2 separate regions of the Homo sapiens genome follow, and region 2 is linked to region 1. A link is a contact called in ENCODE Hi-C data. All regions are on one chromosome and are shown on one strand. Each heading gives the region's core, a stretch centred on a gene start or an enhancer-like site at or near the end of the contact. The rest is flanking DNA. Distances are from core to core; before and after follow the strand shown.

Region 1 (5,818 bases), core at 1,907-4,406:
ATTGTATGTATCAAAACATCTCTATGTACCCCACAAATATGTATAATTATTATGTACCAATTAAAAAAACAAAATGGAAAAAAGTAGATTCTATGTCTCCTTCCACCAAAACAGGGCAAGTCTTTATAAGAAATTATAGAACTTCTGAAGCTAAGTTAGAAAAGGCAATACAGCTTCCACCTGGCTCTCTCCTTCTTGGAATGCTTGCCTTTGGTACCCAGCTGCCATAGTGTGAGGAAATCCAAGCCACATGGAGAGGTAGCATATAATGTTCTAGCTAATGCCCCCCACTAAGATTTCTGCTAATAGCCAGCATTCACTGCCAGATATGTAAGTGAGGAAGCCTTTGAGAGGATTCCAGTAGCAGTAATTGTTGAGAAAGCCTTTGAGATGACTCCAGACCCAGTCACTGCCTGATTGCACCCACAGAGAGACCTTGAGCAAGAACAGCCTAACTTAGTCCAGTCAGCTTACAGAACCAAGAGAGGTAATAATAAATTGTTGTTGTTTTACACCACTAAGTTTATGCAGCAATAGATGTCCAAAACAAGGGTAATATCTGTAGGACTGAATCCCTGGATAGGGAAAAGGATGCAATATGCAGCTCAGGTAACATAATCTTCACATGTCTGGGGCCCAGATTTTACCACAGTACCTCTGATGCCACGTTCCATGTTGGATTGCAATGTGTCTGTTTACTTCTCCAACCCCTGTCTGGAAGATGGTAGATATGTTATAAATGTACAGGGGAAAGGGAGTGGGAAGATGGAAGAGGCTGGGATCTGACCCCAAATCATGAGAACAACAATCCCAGTAATCTGCTAAAATCTTTTATAGTTGAATTTGATGAACAGCTCCAAGTAGCGCAATGTGGCCTGGAGGTGCTGGTGGTAATGCCACCAACACCATCACTTACCAATAGAATGGCCATGTTACTTCATATCCCAAGGGACATTTCTCACATTGGGATATAGGAAACAATCTATGGGATTATATATATATGTATACGTATATATATATATGTATGTATATATGTGTGTGTATATATACATATATATACACACACATATATATACACACACACATACATACATATATATATATATCTTCTAGGAGTATCAATTGCACTTTAATTGTTCACTTTACACATTTTTATTGAAGATCTATCATATTCTAGACACAAGGGTATGCAATCTAACATAAAATTTTATATTAAACACAAATGTATCATGGAGAAGACAAAATTACCGTGAATTTTTTAGAAACAGACAAAAAGTATTCATCCTCGCAGTGGTATCATACTAATTTCCTGGCACATCAGAGGTAGGCGTGCACTCTCCTCAGTGGTTAAGGGTGCAGAGTATAAGAAATCTTCATTTGGGAGGCATAGCATTAGGAGAAATACCTAATGTAAACGACGAGTTGATGGGTGCAGCAAACCAACATGGCACATGTATACCTATGTAACGAACCTGCACATTGTGCACACGTGCCCCAGAACTTAAAGTATAATAAAGAAAAAGAAATTTTCATTTAAAATATTAACAAAAATGCTTTTGTTATAATGTCTTCCTGTACCATAGGTCAAAAATTGGTAGCCTAAGGCCTAATCTGCAGATGTGTCTTATATGAACCACAGAGTAATTTGTTTCATTACAACTTGAATTGGTGGCCAATATTTAAGACTCAGGGGTTTCATTTGCTATGTTGACTTTCTGGCTTCTTGTGGAAACAAACAAACAAAAAAAAACTGAAAGAGCTATCATCCTTGAGACCACATCCTCATGTGACCACAACAGCTGGTGCTGGGCTTCTGCGTCCCCATTCGGATTAAAGACCTGGTCCCAGTAGCCCTGTCTACACCACCAACCAGACCTGTGGCCTACTTCTCTTGTCCATGCTACCTGCCTGGCCCTAGGAAATATTGGAATGTGTGCCCCTGTTCCAGACTGACACTGAACCACTTGGGTCCTTTTCTAGTACTTAACACTGTCTTCTCTAACTTCAATGTTTCAAATTTTCAAGACACTAGTCTTCACAGTCAAATCCAGAAATTGAGCCTTATCTGCCCAAGTCACAAATCAGAGAACCACAGAGCTGGAATGGACCCGCCTTTCTGATCATGGTGTAGGATTCTGAAGGCTGCCACATAATCACAGGGATCAGAAAGAGCCCCAAGTTCACCTGAGTGACACTTGAGGAAAGAGTCAGGATTAAAATATACATCTTCCCCAAATACAGAGTCCCAGGAAAATCAGGCAAAGAGAGATTAAAAGAAGGTTAGACCAGGTTATTTTAGAGCATTCACTCTTATCACAGGGCACAGACTCCATCCCACAGTTGGGAAAGGGGAAAAGAGGATCCCAAATGTCTTTAGATTCTGGCAAGAATAAGTGGGCGTAGCCTCTTCACTAAGACAAGCAGGAAAATGGATCCCAAATTTCCATAGCACTCTGTGTGTGTGGTTGTCACTGTATCCACCTCAGGGACAGTGAACATTCACCATGAGTCATGGTTTTGTTTTCTGGGCTCAGTAGCCTGTGGTCTGGCAGGAATCGAGGTCTGTGATTTTGCAACAGCTGTTCGTGTCACCTGGAAAGGCAACTGAGCAAGCAATGGGATAATTTTTATCAGCTCATGAGCACTGGCTTTGCCTGCCAAAAGGCCATGTTTCTCAGCTAGAAAATTATATTCATATCTGGAACCAGTATAGAGTCTTAAATGCCTTAAATGCCAGGATCTAAATTCTTACTTTATGCTACATAGTCCTAAATTATTCTCATAGTCTCGAATTCAAATTTAAGGCATACTAACTCCTAAAGGTCATGGCTATAACATATTTTCAGATGTTACCATAACTTGGAGAGAATCTTCAGCAAATAGGGTGGAGATGAAGGCTCATTCTATCTCTTTAACTTAAAATTACTTTCTTAAAATGACTTTCTGATGGCATCAGGGAGCAGCCGTCCTGTTCTCTATTTAGGACTTTAATACATAAACTTCTCTCAAGCAACTGTTCCAAGCTCGTTCATGTCACCTTTTAGCTCTGGTCTTTCCAGATCTCATTTTTGGCCCATCTTCTGGGCAAGTCTCCCTAGCCCATGATCTTGCATTTGCCTTTCTCTGGGCCCCTTCCAGCTTCTCTATGGAGAGAGGCACAATGTCCTTTGGACTGCAGCCAAGGGAGAAACACTGACTCCATGATGACCATAGGCACTGACTGTTCCCTGAAAACAGCACATAGCAGTGACAGAAGGATGCCAGGGGGACTGCTCATTCCCTTCCTGCTGTGGGAACCTCTATTAACGTGTGTGGGATAATAAAACCAGCTACTTTTATCAGCAGATGTCACATAAAAACTGACCAACATACTTAACTAGCAGGTCAAAGATCTGAGCCATAGTCAAGTTCTGAAAAATGATTAAGTGAAAATCTAACAAATCTGTCAGTAACACTAATTGGAAACTCATCAAGATTTTCTAATCTAAATGCCCTCAAAATAACATTATTATTTTGAAAGCAGTCTGATGGTGACAGGGAGGTTTCAAGGCAAAAAGTATTTACATGTGTGGAATATGAGAGGAGAGTGGAGTGAAATATTTTATTTAGGTCATTATCTAATAAGATTATCTGTCTGCTGTTTCCAGATTCAAAGATAGTGTCAACAGAAAATTATAGATACAATATATTGCAGTCCATGTGTGTGGTTGTCATTTTTTGATATGCAATCATCTACTTTTAATACTGCTTCTTGGTCTCATCCACTCTGGGCCTGTTATTGCAAAGTACTGACTCCAACACTAATAATTCTTTTTCTTTTTCTAATTACTGTCACTATTTTTTTTTTTTACTTTTATTTTAGGTGCAGGGGCACATGTGCAGGTTTGTTGTATAGGTAAATTGTGTGTTGCAGGGATTTGGTGTACAGACTATTTCATCACCCATGTATTCAGCATAGTACCCGAGGGGTTTTCCAATCCTCGCCCTCCTCCCACCTTCCACCATCAAGTAGGCCCAGATGTCTGATGTTCCCTTTTTTGTGTCCATATGTACTCAGTGTTTAGCTCCCACTTATAAAAAAGAACATGCAATATTTGGTTTTCTGTTCCCATGTTAGTTTACTTAGCATGATGGCCTCTAGCTCCATCCATGTTGCTGTGTAAGACATGCTCTCATTCTTTTCACAGTTGCATAGTATTCCATGGCATGTAAGTACCACATTTTCTTTATCCAGTTTACCACTGATGGGCATTTGAGTTGATTCCATGTCTTTGCTATTGTAAATAGTGCTGCAATGAACATACACATGCATATGTCTTTATGGCAGGAAAATTTATATTCCTTTGGATATAAACCCAATAATGGGATTGATGAGTCAAATGATAGTTCTGTTTTTAGTGCTTTGAGAAATCACCTGAGTGCTTTCCACAATAGCTGTACTAATTTACGTTCCCACCAGCAGTGCATATGCACTCCCTTTTCTCCACAACCTCATCAATATATGTTCTTTTTTGACTTTTTATAGTAGTCATTCTGACTGGCATGAGATGGTATGCTATGGTGGTTTTGATGTGCATTTCTCTAATGATTAGTGATGCTGAGCATTTATTCATATGCTGTTGGCCACATATAAGTCTTCTTCTGAAAAGTGTTCATGCCCTTTGCCCACTTTTAATGGAGTTGTTTGTTTTCTGCTTGTAAATTTGTTTAAGTTCTTTATAGATTCTGGATATTAAACCTTTGTTGGATGCATAGTTTGCAAATATTTTCACCCATTCTATAGCTTGTTTTCTGTTTCTGTTGATACGGAAATATTCTGTTGATGCTTTCTTTCACTGTGCAGAAGCTCTTTGTCAATTTTTGTTTTTATTGCAATTGCTCTTGGCATCCTCATCATGCAATCTTTGCCAGGTCCTGTGTCCAAAATGGTATTTCCTAGGTTACCCTCCAGGATTTTTATAGTTTTACATTTTACATTTAAGTCTTCAATCCATTTGAATTACTTTTTGTATATGGTGGCGGGGTGAGGTTTCAGAAAGGGTCCAGTTTCAAACTTCTGCATATGGCTAGCTAGTTATCCCAGCACCATTTATTGACTCGGGAGTCCCCATTGCTTTTGTTTTCAATTTTGTTGAAGATCAGATGGTTGTAGGTCTGACATTATTCCTGGGCTCTCTATTCTGTTCCACTGGTCTATGTGTCTGTTTTTGTACCAGTACAATGCTGTTTTGATTACTATAGACTTGTAATATAGTATGAAGTCGGGTAACGTGATACCTCCCGCTTTCTTCTTTTTGCTTAGGATTACCCTGGCTATTCAGGCTCTTTTTGGGTTCAATATGAATTTTTAATTTTTTTCTAATTCTGTGAAGAATGTCACTGGTAGTTTGATAGGAATAGCATTGAATCTGTAAATTGCTTGCGCAGTATGGCCATTTTGATGATATTGATTCTTCCTATCCATGGAATATTTTTCCGTTTGTTTGTGCCATCTCTGATTTCTTTGACCTGTGTTTTATAATTCTCATTGTAGAGATCTTTCTCCTCCCTGCTTAGCTGTATTCCTATGTATTTTATTCTTTTTGTGGCTATTGTGAATAGGATCGCATTTTTGATTTGGCTCTCAGCTTGGATGTTGTTGGTGTAGGAATGCTACTGACTTTTGTACATTGATTTTGTATACTGAAACTTTGCTGAAGTTGTTTATCAGATGAAAGATCTTTTGGGAAAAGACTGGGGTTTTCCAAGTATGGAATCACATTATTTGCAAACAGAAATTGTTTGTCTTCCTCTCCTTCTATTTGGATGTCTTTTATTT
Region 2 (5,818 bases), core at 2,441-4,940, 60 kb after region 1:
TTGCTAAACAAATTATGCCAGAATAAATAGCCTTGTATATGAGCCATTTTGTATTTTTGCTCATGTACCTGTGGAAATTGCCATATTCCTAGAAGAGGGATAGCTAAGTCAAAAATTAAATATATATGTAATTTTGATAGATATGTACTGCCAAACATCCCGCAAAATGTACCATTTTGAATTCCCAAAGACAATGTATGAGAATGCCTAATTGCACACAGTCTTACCAACTCATATGTTGTCAAACATCTTTATTTTTTTCCCATCTGATAAGTGAGCAACAATTCCTCAGTGTAGTTTTAATTACATTTCTCTTTTTGTGAACAAGAGATTAAGTAAGTGTACTTTTACATTATATGTTCTCTGAATTGTCTGTTTTTATCTCTAGCCCATTTTCTTTCTTTTTTTTTTTTTTTTTTTTTTTTTTTGTAGAGATGGGGTCTCTCTCTGTCGCCTAGGAAGGTCTCCAATTTCTGGGCTCAAAGGATCCTCACAAAGTGCTGGGATTACAGGCATGAGCCACCTTGCACAGCCTCAGCCCACTTTCTCTATAGTTTTTTCCAGAGGGAAGGGGGGATAATTTTTTGTAATGTGATTAAATTTATCAAACTTTTTTTAATGACATGCATTTTTCATCACAGCTAAACATTTTTCTCACTCAGAATATAGAGAAATTCACTCATAATTTCTTATTGTCCTGAAGAAATTCTTATGCATACCAAAGTGCCAGTTTATGATCCAAGTTTGTAAAGTGATGTCAAACATTGCATTGTTTAACATGAGACATTTAATAATCAGTCATGTTCATAGTTTTCTTAATTCTTCTAAATGATGTCAATCTGATATCTTCTTGCCTGAAAGACAAAACATTCCATTAGTAAAATAGAAAAGATTGTTTCTGGAGTAATTTAGACTATAAATAAACATTCAATTATTAAAACCCTTACCTTTCTAAGAGAAGACAACATAAATCATTATGATGCAGCCCACAATCCAGCCAATCAGGAGAAGAATAGGAACCAGAAGGTGTGAAAATGTAGACCCCGCTTTAAAATAAACCGTAGAAAACAGATTATATTGGTCATTTTCATATTAAATTTTCTGTGTCAAGAGAATAAAAGGAATTTGGTAACATTAAGAAAAAAGCATACACTCTCTAGTTATACCCATACATAATTATTTTTTCTTTTCTACAGAGAATACGTGAGACTGTCATAAACCCTGGGTATTTTGAATCAAACCATGGGTCTTTTACTGTTATGTGACCTTTGGCAATTCTGGGCTTGAACTTTCCTACTGGTAAAATATGAATAATGAAACTTGTGCTCTCTACCTCCTGGAATAGTTTTGAACATCAAATGACATAACATATGTGCAAAGCTTTGTAAACTCTAACCACCGTGTGTGTTTAGTGTATACAGAACACATTCATGCATTTGTGCAATAACATATACAGCAGCTATTTATATAAAAAACAATCTAATACAACTCTGAGGCAATTCCCACTAAAGTAAATAATTATAACACAAGGAAAGGTATTGAGAACTGTCCTTGGCCTCAATAGCTGAATGTAATTTTAAATATCACAGGGAAAAGGAAAGTATCATACATTATGTAACCATTCTTGACTACAGAAAAGAATTTCTATTGTTTAAAAATTGTTCAGTATAACAACCAGCACTGAACCTGAATCAATGGGCAGTAATAATCCAACACACACATAAATGGCGTTTGTTATATATGATTCCTTCTGTGCCTCCTATTTGTACTCTTACCTGTAAAAAGCAATTTATACAAGTATCTTTTTTAAAGTATGCACTGCATGTAACTCTTGTTCTTTCAAGCAAACATACACAGGCATACACACAGAAATCCACACCTACATCACACAAAAAGATTTAGAAAGAGCGCAGAAAAACATTCTATGGAATTAATGTCCCTGTGTTAAGGACTCAGATATATTCTTAACTGCAAAGCATAATTAGATCTTATGCCATTAGTTAAAAGAGAGAATGCATATTCTTAGCAATTATACTCCTATTACAATTTCCATCACTTTAAAATGTGAAATTTTTAAAAATGCTATTAAAATAAAATCATCAGGAGATGAGACACATTTAAAATTAGAAGACACTTTTATAAAAGCAAACTTTCTGAAGTTGAAATAAATTTTAATACTTTAAATCAATTTTTCCAAGAATGCTAGAGTCTCTCTTAACTGACAAAATTCAACATGCTTTTCTTGTTTCTCCATCTCACTGTGACCTTGTATAAGGCATTAAGCACTAAATGGAAAACTCTTCTCTTTACTTGACATGTGGTATTGCTTAAGGATAAAGCAAACAACATGAGTTGCCCTTTACTCTCATTTGGACGAAAGCCTTTTTATGAATTAAGGTACCATTACAATGGAAGTACATAGCAGTAATTTTTTTGAACTGTCTAGGTATGTGGCTTTATATTTTTCCCAATTTCAAAGAATTTGAAAATTAATATTAACCCTTTAATTGTGCATTTATATTTTATACATGCATATTTTAATAAAATTTACATATCACAAAGCCCTAAAAGTATCTCATTATTTACTTTCCTTGTAAAATAGTACCAGTAGCACTAACTGTGCATTTTAACACCCAAAGTATACATTCCATTGTTTTTTTAACACTAATGTTTTCAACTTTACTAATACCTGTGGAATTGTTTGGAAGTAGAAATACGTAAGAGCACAACATACTTTGCATATGTCACTTACATTACTAGCACAAATAAGAACAAAACATCTCTTAAACATGAAGTGTAATTCTAAAATGCTTCTCTCTTGTCCAGTTCTGAGCATATCAAAGTAGTTACAGCTGGAAGTGTTCTTGAGGACACTGTGCTCTGGAAAAGACTGTCCAGGTTAAACACCTGGTGCCACCACTCTTTAGCGATCATGAACAAGTTACTAAACTGCTGTGTCTCCATTTTCTTATCTATAAAATGGGGATGATGATGATATGCATATTTCACAAGGTCATTGTCAAGATTCAAAGCAAAAATTCCTGTTTAATATTTAAAAACCATTTCTTAGATACAGTATATATTCAACTTTTTGACAAATTGGAATCAATTATTTTATATAACTATAAAATATAAATACAAAAAAATGTTTAAAAACCAGAAAAAAGTTAGATGTGGAACAAAAATTTTAGGTGTGGAATAGATGCCTGAGCCCAATATTCTCATTTTACTGTCAGAAAACAGACTCAGAGAGGTATAGGGACTTCTGCAAACTCACATAGCCATTTACTAGCAGGTCTGACACAGAACTTAACTGTCTTCAATTCTGGCTCAGAATTGAAATCAGGAGAACTGATTTCTAACTCACCTTTCAAAATAAGTATTAACAAAATTAAGCTCTTTTCCTTTGTTGATCATTTTAAAATTATTCATAACCTATAGACCTGATCCATAGATTACATAATTAATGCATTTTTGCAGCCACACTAACATATATGGTTAATGGTCATTTAGCATAGATATCACATTTTTTAGAGTGACTGGGAAACACCAAGAAACATAAATGAACCAAAGTCAAGAAGCCTTTTTTTTTTTTTTGCCAAGAGAATCCTATGCCTTAAATCTTACCTTTTTCAGCCATTATTCCTGTTGGTGGGTGGCTAGGTCAGGCCACGCTTACCTCTTTCTTTTGTTATCCAGCGTCTCTTTGAACTTTAAATAGAGAGAAATCTGAAGATTGCGGCAGCTGCCCGTCTCCTGGCTGCCAATTGTCTGCAGAGTGATGTAAGTCATGGGAAAGCAGAACTCCTCTGGCTCTTTATTCTATTATTATGGAGGAAACGAGGGGCTACATGACCTAAACAATTAGGTAAGCTGAATTATCCTAATGCAGATATTCGCAGGTTTTTAATTTGCACCATGCCTTTAGGTAACATGAAGAAAATGTTCTATAAAGAAGGTGTACAGAGGAAAAACAACATTCCACCTATACAAGTGCTATCAAGGAGAAGGGTGATATATTAGAAAGAAAGGATTTTGATGTTGGAGAGACTTGGGTTCAAATTCCAGCTCTTTCTGTAATGAAAGCCAAGTTGCTTAACCTGGGAATCAGCTTCTTTAGTTTTAAAATGAGGATAATAATACCTACTCATGGGAGTCGCATAAAGATGAAATGAAAGTCTGTATGAAATGTAGACAGTTCTTTATTACTTTACAGGTGGAAAACATAAAATGAAATGGTGCCCCTTTCTTTGAACTATTCTAAAACAAAAAGTGTTAATATAAATGTACTAGAAACTAAAACAATACAGACGTCGCCTAGAATTTTTAGGAAGCAGTCATAAGCTTGTTGTTTTTATTAGCAATGTATAAAAATAGGACATTTCATTTTTCAAAGTCCAAACTGGTTTATGTAACTGACCTAGACTATTCTCTATATTCTCATTGGAATAACTTTAAATTGGGGATCTGGCTGGAAAAGTTTTGCAGAGTGACCCTGTGAGCATCTTCCCAAAAAAAATTTGACATAAGATTAAGACCTGTAAAGGCAGGTCTGGCCTGATCAAATTTATCTCCACAGAGTTCCAAGAGTGATATTGCCTTGCAAATGACCATGTTCCATCACTGCTCAAAAATCCACCAATAGTTCTTCATCTCCTAGACAATAAAAATCCCAACTCTTTGTTTAGACACCTAAAAACCCTTATTTCTCTACTCTTCCATTTGCAGTGATAACTTCAGTGACACTGAACTCCTTGCTATTATATGAATTCAGAATCCTCCCACTCTCACAGGCAAGAAGAACATTTGACTTTCTACCTCAAATAATGTACCTATAGATTAGAGTGTGCAGCCAAGAATCTGGCACATTTATATCATTTATGTCAAGTTGTCATCTCTCTCCTCAGTCTCTCTCTCAATATATTATTTAATATTGAAAAAATGTCTGGCTATGTCAGGTAAGCAGAAAAACTACGTATTGTTTATGCAACAAAATCCCTTGCTTACCTGGCAAAGTTGGGTATTTTTTTCAATATTAAATAATAATACGTTAAACAAAGGTTAACTGAGGCCAAAAGAGAGAGAAGAAATAAAAATGTTATTGATCTCATTTAAATATAAAAAATGTTAATTCAGTAAGTTCAAATGAACACTAATTATCTTAAGGAAAAAAATGATATTTAAAACAAACAGTGTGGTACCCACAAAGAGCACAAACATACATAATAAAATAAAATAATTTGCCTGAAACATATGAAAAGGTTTCTACATTTTAAATACTCATTTCCATTTCAATTATATTAAGCTTTCTTCTTGACATGAAATTGACTATTATTAACATTATTGCTGTCAATTTGGAGTTTGAGGAGGGATTAGTTTATAATTCATCATTTATTTTCCTTACTTTTCTATGGAAAGAAGAAGAGAAAAAACTAACTTAATCAACATGAATTTCTCAGACTTCAGAAAAGAATTCAACCTAGAATCTCATTTCCTTGGTTATATCATCAGTAAATTTTTTAAAAAATATAAGTTTTATAATATTTAATCAGGAAAGGATGTTTTATTCATTAATAGACTGGTTTCACTTTGAGCTTATAAACCCAAGGGCCTATATTTGACCGTTTTCTAATCTTTCTCTTAGGACATACTAATTAGGAACATTTTCTACTTTTTTACTTTACATACTGTCTTAAACATTTAGCTCTCAAATCCCTTATTCTCAAGGTGACATTAGATTCTTCAGAGATATGTGAGCCGAAAAATTTAAATATTTGGTTTTTCTTTAAAATATTTAAGAATTCTTCACTTTTCAAAT

What was found. Hi-C counts contacts between places; a loop is a spot of excess contacts on that map. Pooled maps may share reads with other maps.
Region 2: a map of gastrocnemius medialis shows a loop between it and region 1 (8-fold over the local background). The contact joins the promoter of STRIT1 here to the enhancer-like site in region 1. A Hi-C loop is called at or near these places in 3 of 168 maps with a recorded cell type or tissue (gastrocnemius medialis and psoas muscle) and 4 of 50 pooled maps.

Annotation. Positions count from the first base shown.
Region 1 is chr3:155,230,220-155,236,037 of GRCh38, forward strand. No RefSeq gene overlaps it. Among named protein-coding and RNA genes, the nearest start is that of LINC01487, 7.8 kb to the right of the region's middle. Within about 2 kb of position 3,157, at least 16 of the 41 ENCODE cell types and tissues checked have a DNase peak (open chromatin) inside an H3K27ac peak, as active enhancers do; they include gastrocnemius medialis and psoas muscle, where a contact is called at or near this core.
Region 2 is chr3:155,289,993-155,295,810 of GRCh38, forward strand. It overlaps STRIT1 (small transmembrane regulator of ion transport 1), which reads right to left and starts at 3,691. Exons shown (of 3, transcript NM_001352129.2): 1 at 3,628-3,691; 2 at 948-1,046; 3 at 235-854. The coding sequence starts at 3,640. The coding sequence ends at 952.